Regions from separate parts of the Mus musculus genome. Here region 2 is linked to region 1. Evidence: chromatin loops called from intact Hi-C (ENCODE). Cell type or tissue: left cerebral cortex. All regions are shown on one strand. Links, peaks and the distances in the headings refer to the core of each region. The heading gives the core; the rest is flanking DNA.

Region 1 (5,089 bases), core at 540-4,539:
AAGTGGGGGATGGGAAAGGAGAGGAGAGGAAGGAAGCAAAACCCAGGCAGAGTTTGAGAAGCAGCAGGTAAGAGGTAAAGTTCAAGTATTTCTCCCAGCACAGGCGGAGTCCCCACAGAAGGCACTCAGGAGTTGGAAGAGGTGACAGGGACTTAAATATGGTGCTAGTTTTTATCCCACCCCCCAGACTGTTTTCCTCTCCCCCCCCCCCCCCCCCCCCCGGCCCATCTTGGTGACCCAGTCTCCATGGTGACTAAAGTTCCATCGACAGGGCTCTGATCCACTCCCACCCCCAACCAGGGATGGATTCAGGGGAGCCCAGCAACACTAGACGCTGAGTCTGGGGGCGGGGCGCGCAAAGAGGGGCCCAGGACCAGTGAAGTAGTCTCTTTCCCTTGTGGGAGGCTCCTCCAGGGACCTGGAGTCTGGAATGAGTTGTCATTGCTGTCCCTGCATCGTCACGCAGGGTCCTGTTGGGAGGCCAGAAGACAAGCTCTCCCTCCCTGGAGGGTCTGACAGACAGCAGCAGAAAGGCTGCTACTTGCTGGACCCCGGTGACAGACTGTGCAGATGGATCTCAGAAGCTGCCTGGGGCAGGAGGTCACCCTGCATCCATGGATGGTTCCGGATTTCTTCAAAGGAGGGCCGATCTGATGGTCTCAGGGACAGGCACCATTTAATAAGGTGCTGACACTCTGCAGAAGGCGGGGCAGACAGAGGTTAAAGATGACTCAACTTGTTTTTGTAATGCAAAGGTCTTCTTCCCCAGACCTACAAGTCTGGGGTTTTTAAAGAGGCACGGTACTTTTTATACCAAACACTGCCCGGTGGGAAAGAACGGATACCGAAAGCCTCCAGCAATCAGCTTTCAGTTAAAAAAGTGCCTCCCCTCTTAAACCTGTGGTTTCAGACTTCAATAGCTCGGGCCTTTCCCATGACACCCACTCACTAGAAATAGGAAGGATGACAAGGGTTTTGATGAGCCACCAGTGAGCAAGATGAGGTGATTCAATTCACCTACCTACCTCACGCCTTCCACTGACACTATCCGGAACCTTCATTTTTTTTTTTTTTTTTTTAAACTTTGTTTAGAGACTGGGTCTCTGCTGGTACTTAGATTTTACAGGGTCTGGGGGTTGGGGTGGGATGTATATAAAACTTGTTCCAATTTGAGCCCAAATGGAGTACTCTGACCCAGTGAAAACCCACCATCTCTTGAGTCCCAGCAGTTGGGGGTCAGAGGCAGGCTAAGGCCTTACTCTCCCCCAAAGAAAATGAATAAATAAAAATAAAAAGGTGGATAGGAATACTCTCTCACTCTTGTAATCCCCAAACCAACCCTGAACCAGGGTTTGGGAAGGATTGGGGGTGTCTGAGGGAAGTTACCTGAAGAGACAGTTTGCCTGAAGAACACTTGGCCCTTGATGATCTCTTCATCGTGCTCAAACGGAATATCTCCGCAGACCATGTCATAGAGCAGGATCCCAAGGGACCAGACAGCTGCCGACCTGCCGTGGTAGCGATGGTAGCGAATCCACTCTGGAGGACTGTACACTCGGGTCCCTACCAGCAGAGGGAATAGAAAGAAACCAGCATTAGCAAAAAAAAAGTTAACAAAGCAGCTAGTCTGAGCCGCTTCTTTTAATTTTTTTTTTCTCCTCCAAAGTTTCTCTGTGTAGCTCTGGAAGTGACTCTGTAGGCCAGGCTGGCCTTGAACTCGGAGATCTGCCTACCTCTACCTCCCAAGGGCTGGATTAAAAGCAAGAACCACCACCTCCACTAGGTTTTCAAATATTTTTTAATAAAGACACTGCCTGGCTCGGGTTTGGTGGCACATGCCTTTAATCCCAGCTCTCAGGAGGCAGACAGGCAGATTTGACTTTAAAACAACCATATTTTTTTTTTCTCTCCATCTCTGCCTCTCTGGTCCAGACAGAAAATGAAGAAATGATATGGTAGCTCTCTGGGAGCCCAAAAACCCTAAACCCAAATCCCTTACACATCGGCCCAAAGACAAATAAAGCCACCGAAAAGCTCAAGTCTAGAGGCCCCACTCAGTGGGTTAGCCTTTAACTACAAGGACCCCAGGGCCCTGCCACACCAGTCTCATCTAGACCGGGCCCAGGTGAGGGCCTTTATACACAACTAACTCAGGGTGTGCTTTCCTCCGGGTTCTATGCAAGCAAGGCATAGACACTGCACTCTCCCACTCCCTAGACTGGAAAGGTACAGTTGCAGGGCTGGTTTCAGACCACGTGATTCCTGTTTACAAACTTTGGGGAGTAAAAAAAAAAAAAAAAAAAAAAGGTGCTAGCCTCGTGGTGCTCAACAGGGGGCAGCAAAGACTTGCCCAGGGGGGGAAAAACACAGGGGAGGACTCAGCCAGCCATTAACTGTTAAATACAAAAAACGCAGCCCAGCCCGGCATCCTCCAAAGAAATTCAAACCACAAGCCAGAGTCACAAGTTTTGAAAGGCCATAGTTTGTCCGGGTGAGCCACTCGGATCGTGACCCACCCTCGCGCTTTGATCTACTATTCCTGCCCTCCACTGCTGAAAGAACGCGATCCAAGCCCCTCCCTATGGTAGATAGGTTTTCATCCTCCCAGCGGAGACTCCCAACTAATTTTCAAACCAGCAACAGATCTTATTTCACAACATTCATTCCAGGCCTCGTCACCCCACAACACCCCCAAGTGGGGTGAAACCGCGGCTCTTATTCCTTTACCCTCAAAAGCAAAACAAAACAAAACAAAACAAAACCCTGCAGTTCTAAGAACTACCTTAAAACTCCCCCACAAAACAAAACTACAAAAGAAAAAAAAAAAAAAAGAAAAAGAAAAAGAAAAAAATCAGCACCAATGTCTCCCGCCACCAACGGCTCCACCTCCTACTGGAGGGAAAAGTGGGTCATACTTTAGAAATCTGGGCTACAGCCGGCTACCCACGACCTCTTATTCACCGGGAAAGCATGGAATTTAATAAATTCCTGCTGAAAAGAAAAACAAGCAAACACCAGCAGCAACAACAAAAACAACAACAACAACAAAACCCCAATCACGCCAGAAATGTTGCAGGTTCGTTCAACCAGCTCGAAATCCCCGGCTGTACTATGCCGGGAAGCTCGCCTCTGCCCCACCCCTGCCAGCTCTGAGCCAGGCGGCCCAATGACCTTTACAAAGGGCCGGAGCCGAGGCCGCCAGAGGCTTCCAGGCCGGCACCTTGGGCAGCTCCCTCCCCGGGGCCTGGCTCACCATCAAAGTCCGTGTAGACTGTGTCCTTGAGCAGCGCCCCCGACCCGAAGTCGATGAGTTTGATTTCGCCGCGGCTCAGGTCGATTAAGATGTTCTCGTCCTTGATGTCGCGGTGGAGAACCCCGCAGTTGTGGCAATGCCGCACGGCCTCCAGCACCTGCCAGAAGAATCCTCGGGCCAGGTCCTCCTGTAGGGCTCCTCGTTCGGTGATAAAGTCGAAGAGGTCTTGCACCGGTTCGGGCCTCTCCAGGATCAGCACGAAACTATCGGGCCTCTCGAACCAGTCCAGAAGTCTAATGACGCCCGAGAAGTCCGAGCTCACCTTCTTCAACAGGACCACTTCCATGGGCACTCGGGTGCCATTGGGCTGCAGAGTGAGGGCGAGGGTTAGCGCGCCGGTTCCGGCACGCCCGTCGCCACCCACCCACCCATGAGAGGGTCTCTGGCTCCGGCTCACTCACCAGTTCTCCCCAATCGGAAATCCGGTCCTTCTCCACGTGCTTAATGGCCACCTGGAAGAAGACCCCCGAGTCTCCATCAGACCCTCCTGCTCAAAGCATCCCTCCGCGCGCCCTCCCCGAGGCGGCGTTGCCCACTCACCGGCAAGTTGTCGGCGACGCGGATGCCAGAGTAGACCGAGCCGAAGCCACCGCTGCCCAACAGCGGGCCCACCTGGTACTGCGACTCCAGGGGCTCCTTCTCTTTGCCTAGGAAAGAGGCACGGGACACTCAGCGCGCTCGACCCACGCGGGGGTCTCCCGGCGTCCCAACGACCCGCGCGCCCAGGGTGGGGTGGGGACACTCACCCGGCGCCAGCTTGGTGGCGTGCAGGTCGTTGCAGGGCGCGGCGCGCAGGTGGGCCAGGGAGTTGATCTTGGACAGGAGCATCCCCACCTCCAGGGTGTCGGTGCGGCGCCGGTGCCGGGACGAGCAGCAGCGGCGGCGGAGCGAGCTGGGGCTGAGCCGACGGCCGGGACTCAGACTGCGGGTGGCGTTGCGGCTCTGGCTGCGGCTGGCGCGCAAGGCCGAGGGCGAGTCGGAGGACGACTGAGGGCGCTGGCGGGGCTGGCCGCGGGCGGGTTCGCCGGCTGGGTCAGGCAGTGCGGGAGGCGGCAGGGCGAGAGGCGCTGCGGGACCCAGGGCTGCTGCTGACTGTGACTGCTGCTGCTGCTGCTACTGCCGATCCCGCCGCCGGCACTGCCGACTCCCCTCCAGCCTCCTCCGCCGCCACGGCCGCTGCTGCAGACGCCCGGCTCGCCCCGCCGCCAGGAGTAAAGGGGCGGAGCGCGCCGCTGGGGAGGGCGCGCGCGGCGGGCGGGGACGGGGCGGGGCCTCTCCGGGAGGCCGAGGTGGGGAGCCGGGCTGGCTCGGCGGCGGAGGGCGGAGAGGGGGCGGGGAGGCGGCGGGACCAGGGCCGCTCCCCTCCGCTCCGCCCCCTCGCGGCTACACCCCTCTCCCCGGCCCCGCCCTCGGGCGCGGCTTCAGCCAACCAGAAGACGCCCTATTTGCATAAGGCGTTGCGGGCCCCGCCTCTCGCCTCGCGGTCAGAATGGTCGCTAACGCCGCCACGACGTGGCGGGAAGGAAAAGGCGCCAAAACGGAGGGGGAGGGGCGCTGGGCGTGCAGGGAGGCGGGAGCTGGGTGGCGCGCGCGGGCGGGGGAGGAAGGATGGGGAGGGGCGTATCGATTCAAACCCAAACAATAACAAAGCCATCAAAGGCCGCCCGAGGCCAGCTCTGCCGGCTCTGTGTTTCCCGGAGATTTGGGTTGTGGAGGGGGGTCGAGGATTGGAGCTGGAGCGTAGCAAGTTGTGAGAAATGGAAGGGCGTTGGTGTG
Region 2 (5,089 bases), core at 596-4,595, 150 kb after region 1:
TATGTCTTCATCCAAAGGCTTCTAGTGGAAGACTGACCTAGGGTGAGAGTATTAAGCCCACACTCACAGTGACACACCTACTCCAACCAGGTCACACCTATTCCAACAAAGCTACAACTCCAAATGGTGCTACTCCCTGGCCCAAGAATATACAAACCATCATACTAGGGAAGGGTACAATACTCTCTCACCTGGACCTCATAGAAAGGAAGACACCTAACTCTGGACGTCAGGCCTATCTTTTGACCACTCAGTGTATATTGTCAAGGGACAGAGGAATGAGAAGTCCTGGCAATCCCAGGGGCTTCAGTTTAGCTGGGTTCCCAGTGTTTGATGTGGCCTGTTTGAATTACCATCCATCTGTCTGTCCATCTGCTCACCCACCTGTACCCAGTCCTGCAAGCCCTCAGCAGCTCTGCCCTTCCTGAGCCGTTCTCCAGATGGACTGGTTAATATCTAACCTCAGAAGTGGCTTTCTCTGCCTCTGCCTCCAGTAAGGACTCTTTCAAATTGTTGAGATTTGTGGCCTTTGTAACCCTTTGAAGTCATTCTGTCACACACACACACACACACACACACACACTTATAATCACAGTGTGATCTGTATCTTGAGATAATATTAGTAACTAAGATGTGAATGAAAGAATTGTGATTGCTAACAGCCAGCTATCAATTGCAGCCAAGGAAATTGATGTAGCATGGTGCACAGCTCAGTCTGGCCTTGAACTCCTATCCTGATGCCTCTGCCTCCTGAGTATCGGGCTTACTTTACAGGTGTGTGCCACTGCACTGGATTGTTACTTTGTTTGCTTCATTCATTCCCTTAGGAATGGTTTCCCTGAAGATATACTTTCTATGCATTCCTATATTTGCGGTGATAGAAGATAGATATTAATGCCAGACAATACAATATGATACAACACAGTACAGTACACGGTAGTACGGTACAGGGAGCCACATTCGGAATGGGCCATACAAAAACACGGTCCAATGGGGGACAGTCAAATACAGATCGGAAAAACAAGGCACTGGGGACAATACGGAGGAAAAGCCCACAGATGGAAAGTATTTGCGTGGGCAAGTGTCAGGAACGTGAGGTAAAACCTACACCACGGGCAATCAGGGAGGGTGCAAATATCTGACCATTCCAAAGACCTTCCTTGCAAACTAGCAAGAGGACAAGGTCCCTTGCTAGGGACCAAAGGGTCCCTGCTGACTCTGAGGTCCATTACCAGAAGACTCTATTATTGGGCAGTTCAAGACCAGCTGAGAGCTGCTGTGCTTGTTCAGAGGTGGAAACAAATCACCGGCTGGAGTAAGCACCTTCCTGGAAGGTGGCCCTAAGAATTGCTCTCAAGGCATGCGTAGCACTATGCTCCAGGCACTAGACTAGAGCTCTCCCAGGCCTAGTTATTTAGTAACTAAACGCAGCCAGCACCGGGCCTTCATAAGTGCACAGGCAAAGAGTGCTCCCAGCCCTCAGCAGCTGTGAGTTACTCAACTATTGAGGGGTTTCTACACAGGTCCCGGGATCGTGCTGAAGGAGTGCAGAAGCAGGGCACACAGACTGAGACTCGTAGGCACGATTGCGGTGACTGGCCTGGTCCGCAAAGGGGCGGGCACAGAGCTGCAAAGAACCCGCCCCGGGCCGGAGGAGGCGGGCCCGGGAGCACCAAGGAACAACACTCGCCCGCCCGCCATGCCCCCTCGCCCCGCGGCGTGAGTGGTGCTGCCAGGACCCTCCCCTTGACGTTCGGGGCGTGGCCAGCACCACGTGACGGGGAGTGACCTCCACGCCTGGCGCCATGGGGGCTTCGGACCCGGAAGTGGCGCCTTGGGCTCCCGGCGGCGCCGCGGGGATGGCGGGAGCCGGAGCTGGTGCAGGAGCTCGGGGCGGCGCGCCGGCCGGAGTCGAGGCCCGCGCTCGGGACCCGCCACCCGCGCACCGCGCGCACCCTCGCCATCCTCGGCCCGCGGCTCAGCCGTCGGCGCGCAGGATGGACGGCGGCCCGGGCGCCCCGGGCTCCGGGGACAACGCCCCGACCACCGAGGCGCTGTTCGTGGCGCTGGGCGCGGGCGTGACGGCTCTCAGTCACCCGCTGCTCTACGTGAAGCTGCTGATCCAGGTGGGGCGGGGGGCGCGGCGGGAGGATGTGGATGGGATGTGCGGTGTGGGGGTGCAGGGAGGGGGCTGAGGGATCTGAGTGATTGACGTGGGAAAGGAAGCGATTTGGAGGTGCTGGGAGGGAGCGAAGGGACGTGAGTGACAGACGTGGGGTAGGAAGGGATTTGGGGGTGCAGGGAAAGGCGATGAGATGTGGGAGATAAGTAGTCGAAGGCAGTGAGCTTGAAATTCCGAAGGGTAATGGATTTGGGGTGCGGAAAGAAGCCACAGGATTGGGGGAGGGCCGAGAAGTTTTGGTGAATGGGTAGATGAGGGCTGGCTGGGTACAAAAGCGACGTGTTTAGAAGGTGAGTACATTTGGGGCAGAGGACAGCGGGGCTCTGGATTTATAGAGATGGATGAAAGCTTTGAGGGACAAAGGAGTGGGCAGCAGGGCCAAAAATTTCAGAGGGAAAGAATGCAGCAGGGAAGAGCTATCGGTTTACTTGAGAAGGAGCCTGTAGATTTGATGGCGACGACAGATTTGGTGGGAGGAGGGGCCTCCGCATTGGTGGAGGGGGGGAGTGGAGCGGTGTCTGGAAAGGGGAGCCAGGAGGCGGCTTTTAGGGGGAAGGGGAGAATGGGATGACGCATTTAGTGGAGGAAGGAAGGAATTGAAGTAATTGTGTCTGCGTGGGTTGGGAATGGGCAGAAAATGGGGATAGGCACAATAGGTAAGGGTTGTCAAAGCTGGAGCAAAGGTAGGGATGTCTGGATTCAAGGATGCTTGGGCACCTAAACGCTTTTTTGCTTGTTGGCAGCAATTCACTCCAATAGAGGATGAGGAAAGGGTAAAGGGGGAGGAGGGATCTGGTTGGAAGGAGGTGTTGTGCATTTGGCAGAATTGGGTGGGTGTGTGATGGAGGTGGGGAGAGTTTTGATTGGCGTGGTTCAGGCTCAGACTGATAATCAAAGATGAAGCCTAGCATTTTCCAAAGGAGTGGGGGATGGGTGGTGAGGATTGAGTTGGAGACCCAGCTAAGATTTGAGGTTTGATTTAAGGCAAGTGAGTGTGAAGATTATTGTACTATCCTTGTCATAGAACTGAGAGAATTAGAAATACATTTGGAATGAGAAGGCCTTAAGAATGGGAGTCGCTGCTGGGCAGTGGTGGCGCAGGACTTTAATCTTAGCATTTGGGAGGCAGAGGCAGTCGGATTTCTGAGTTCGAGGCCAGCCTGGTCTACAGAGTGAGTTCCAGGACAGCCAGGGCTACACAGAGAAACCCTGTCTCGAGAAAAACAAACAAAGAATGGGAGTTGCTGAAGCCCTGGGGTCTGAGGAATGGGGATTCTAGAATTTGGAGTTTAACTAGAAATATAAGGAATGAGAAGATACTGTCAGGGCCATTGGGCATCAAATTGTGCAGAGATTTGGAGACGGCTGAAAGGGGGATTTGGAGACCAGCACTGACCTACTGTCATGTGAATGTGTATTTACAACATAGTGTTGCAGCCACAGCAAGCCTCAGCTTAGGAGGGACTCTGGGCTTTGCAGGTATCTGAGTTGAGCAGTTGGAGGTGCTAGGAGCTGATGGGGTGAGAATCAAATGCTGGACCTTAGGATGGCAGGCGGAGAGGGTCGGGGGGGCTCTGGGTGTAGTGTGGGAGGACACAGGGGAAGTGGCTTATCATTGGGAGCATGGTGGCATTAGTGTGGGGGTTTGAAAGAATGAAAGGTCTTTGGAGAGGGACCTAGAGAGTGAAGGGGAGCCCAAAGGGTGATGGGAACTAGATGGCAGGGGGGTGTAAGCCTAAGAGCTCTGTTGGGGGTGACAACTTCAGGGAGCTTAATGGCTATAGCTTAGTAATCGGTAACACTGAACAAAAAAGCAACAATAATAACAGATTGTGTTTTGCAGGGAACAGGTGTGCAGGCTAGATGTTGAGCCTCAGATCAAGACTCGTGGGCGGGGGTGGAGGCAGGCAGAGGTATTGAAGGTGGCAAACTGGCTCTGCTGGTGTTAGGTACGGGATCACGGTGTTGGCTGTGGTTAGGACAGTTAGAAACAGATCTAGGTGAGCATGACGTGAGGACAAATCAAGTAGGCCGTGACCTCGGCTCACATTGTACCTTTGATAACCCAGTAGACATAAGACGATAAACTCAACAGATTTGAGAGCCGTGAGGATGTGCGGTTGAGGGTTCGGGTTTTAGGATCAGGTTGGAGTTGTGCTGATAAGACTGGTGGGCAGCATCATAGCAAGAGCTTGGGGCTTGAAGTTCCAGCACAAAGGACCACCCTCCACTTGAAGACGCGGAAGGCCACTTCTGACCTAGAAGAAGAACTCTGGAAGGGAAAGCTGTTTGCCTGGGTCACCTAACTCTTTTCTGGATAAGCCATTGTGAGCGTCATTTTTTTTCAAAAAGACCTCACAATAAAGGGTTTTAAAAATTTACAGTCAGGGGCTGGTGAGATGGCTCAGTGGGTTAGAGCACCCGACTGCTCTTCCGAAGGTCCAGAGTTCAAATCCCAGCAACCACATGGTGGCTCACAACCATCCGTAACAAGATCTGACTCCCTCTTCTGGAGTGTCTGAAGACAGCTACAGTGTACTTACATATAATAAATAAATAAATCTTTAAAAAAAAAAAAAAAAATTTACAGTCAGGAGCTGTGAGATGGGTTAGCAGCACACTGGCCACTTGTTGCTCTAGCCAAAGTATGTGAGTCCCATCCCTGGAACTTACAGCAAAGGTGGCCAGAGGAAACCGGACTCCAGAGTTGACCTCCGACCTCACATCAGACACAATAAATAAGAATTACATTGGAGGCCAGCCTGGTCTACAGAGTGAGTTCCAGGACAGCCAGGGCTACACACAGAGAAACCTTGTCTCAGAAAACCAAAAAAAAAAAAAAAAAAAAGAATTAAGACATTTAAAATCAGCCACCTTCAGTGTATCTCAGAGTCAGGTCTACTGGAG

What was found. A loop is a pair of places that touch in the nucleus more often than their neighbours do. Peaks named below come from ENCODE experiments on the same cell type or tissue, not always from the same donor. Only the 100,000 strongest peaks of a DNase experiment are listed, where the experiment ranks them.
Region 2: it touches region 1 in a loop (12-fold over the local background); 1 of 42 quality-filtered maps calls a loop at or near these places.

The regions. Positions count from the first base shown.
Region 1 is chr17:29,490,196-29,495,284 of GRCm38, reverse strand. It overlaps Pim1 (proviral integration site 1), which reads right to left and starts at 4,500. Exons shown (of 6, transcript NM_008842.4): 1 at 4,060-4,500; 2 at 3,854-3,960; 3 at 3,715-3,765; 4 at 3,254-3,620; 5 at 1,387-1,563; 6 at 1-695. The coding sequence starts at 4,141. The coding sequence ends at 538. It overlaps Gm26885 (predicted gene, 26885), which reads left to right and starts at 3,741. Exons shown (of 4, transcript NR_168683.1): 1 at 3,741-4,108. In left cerebral cortex, for the core only: CTCF peaks have their summits at 2,348 (motif pointing right), 3,911 and 4,512; DNase peaks (open chromatin) are centred at 2,382, 3,298 and 3,961; H3K4me3 peaks cover 2,558 bases; H3K27ac peaks cover 1,784 bases.
Region 2 is chr17:29,344,504-29,349,592 of GRCm38, reverse strand. Mtch1 (mitochondrial carrier 1) reads left to right here and starts at 1,661. Exons shown (of 12, transcript NM_019880.4): 1 at 1,661-2,126. The coding sequence starts at 1,806. In left cerebral cortex, for the core only: no CTCF peak of the experiment used is centred there; DNase peaks (open chromatin) are centred at 1,717, 2,320, 2,736 and 2,950; H3K4me3 peaks cover 2,943 bases; H3K27ac peaks cover 2,072 bases.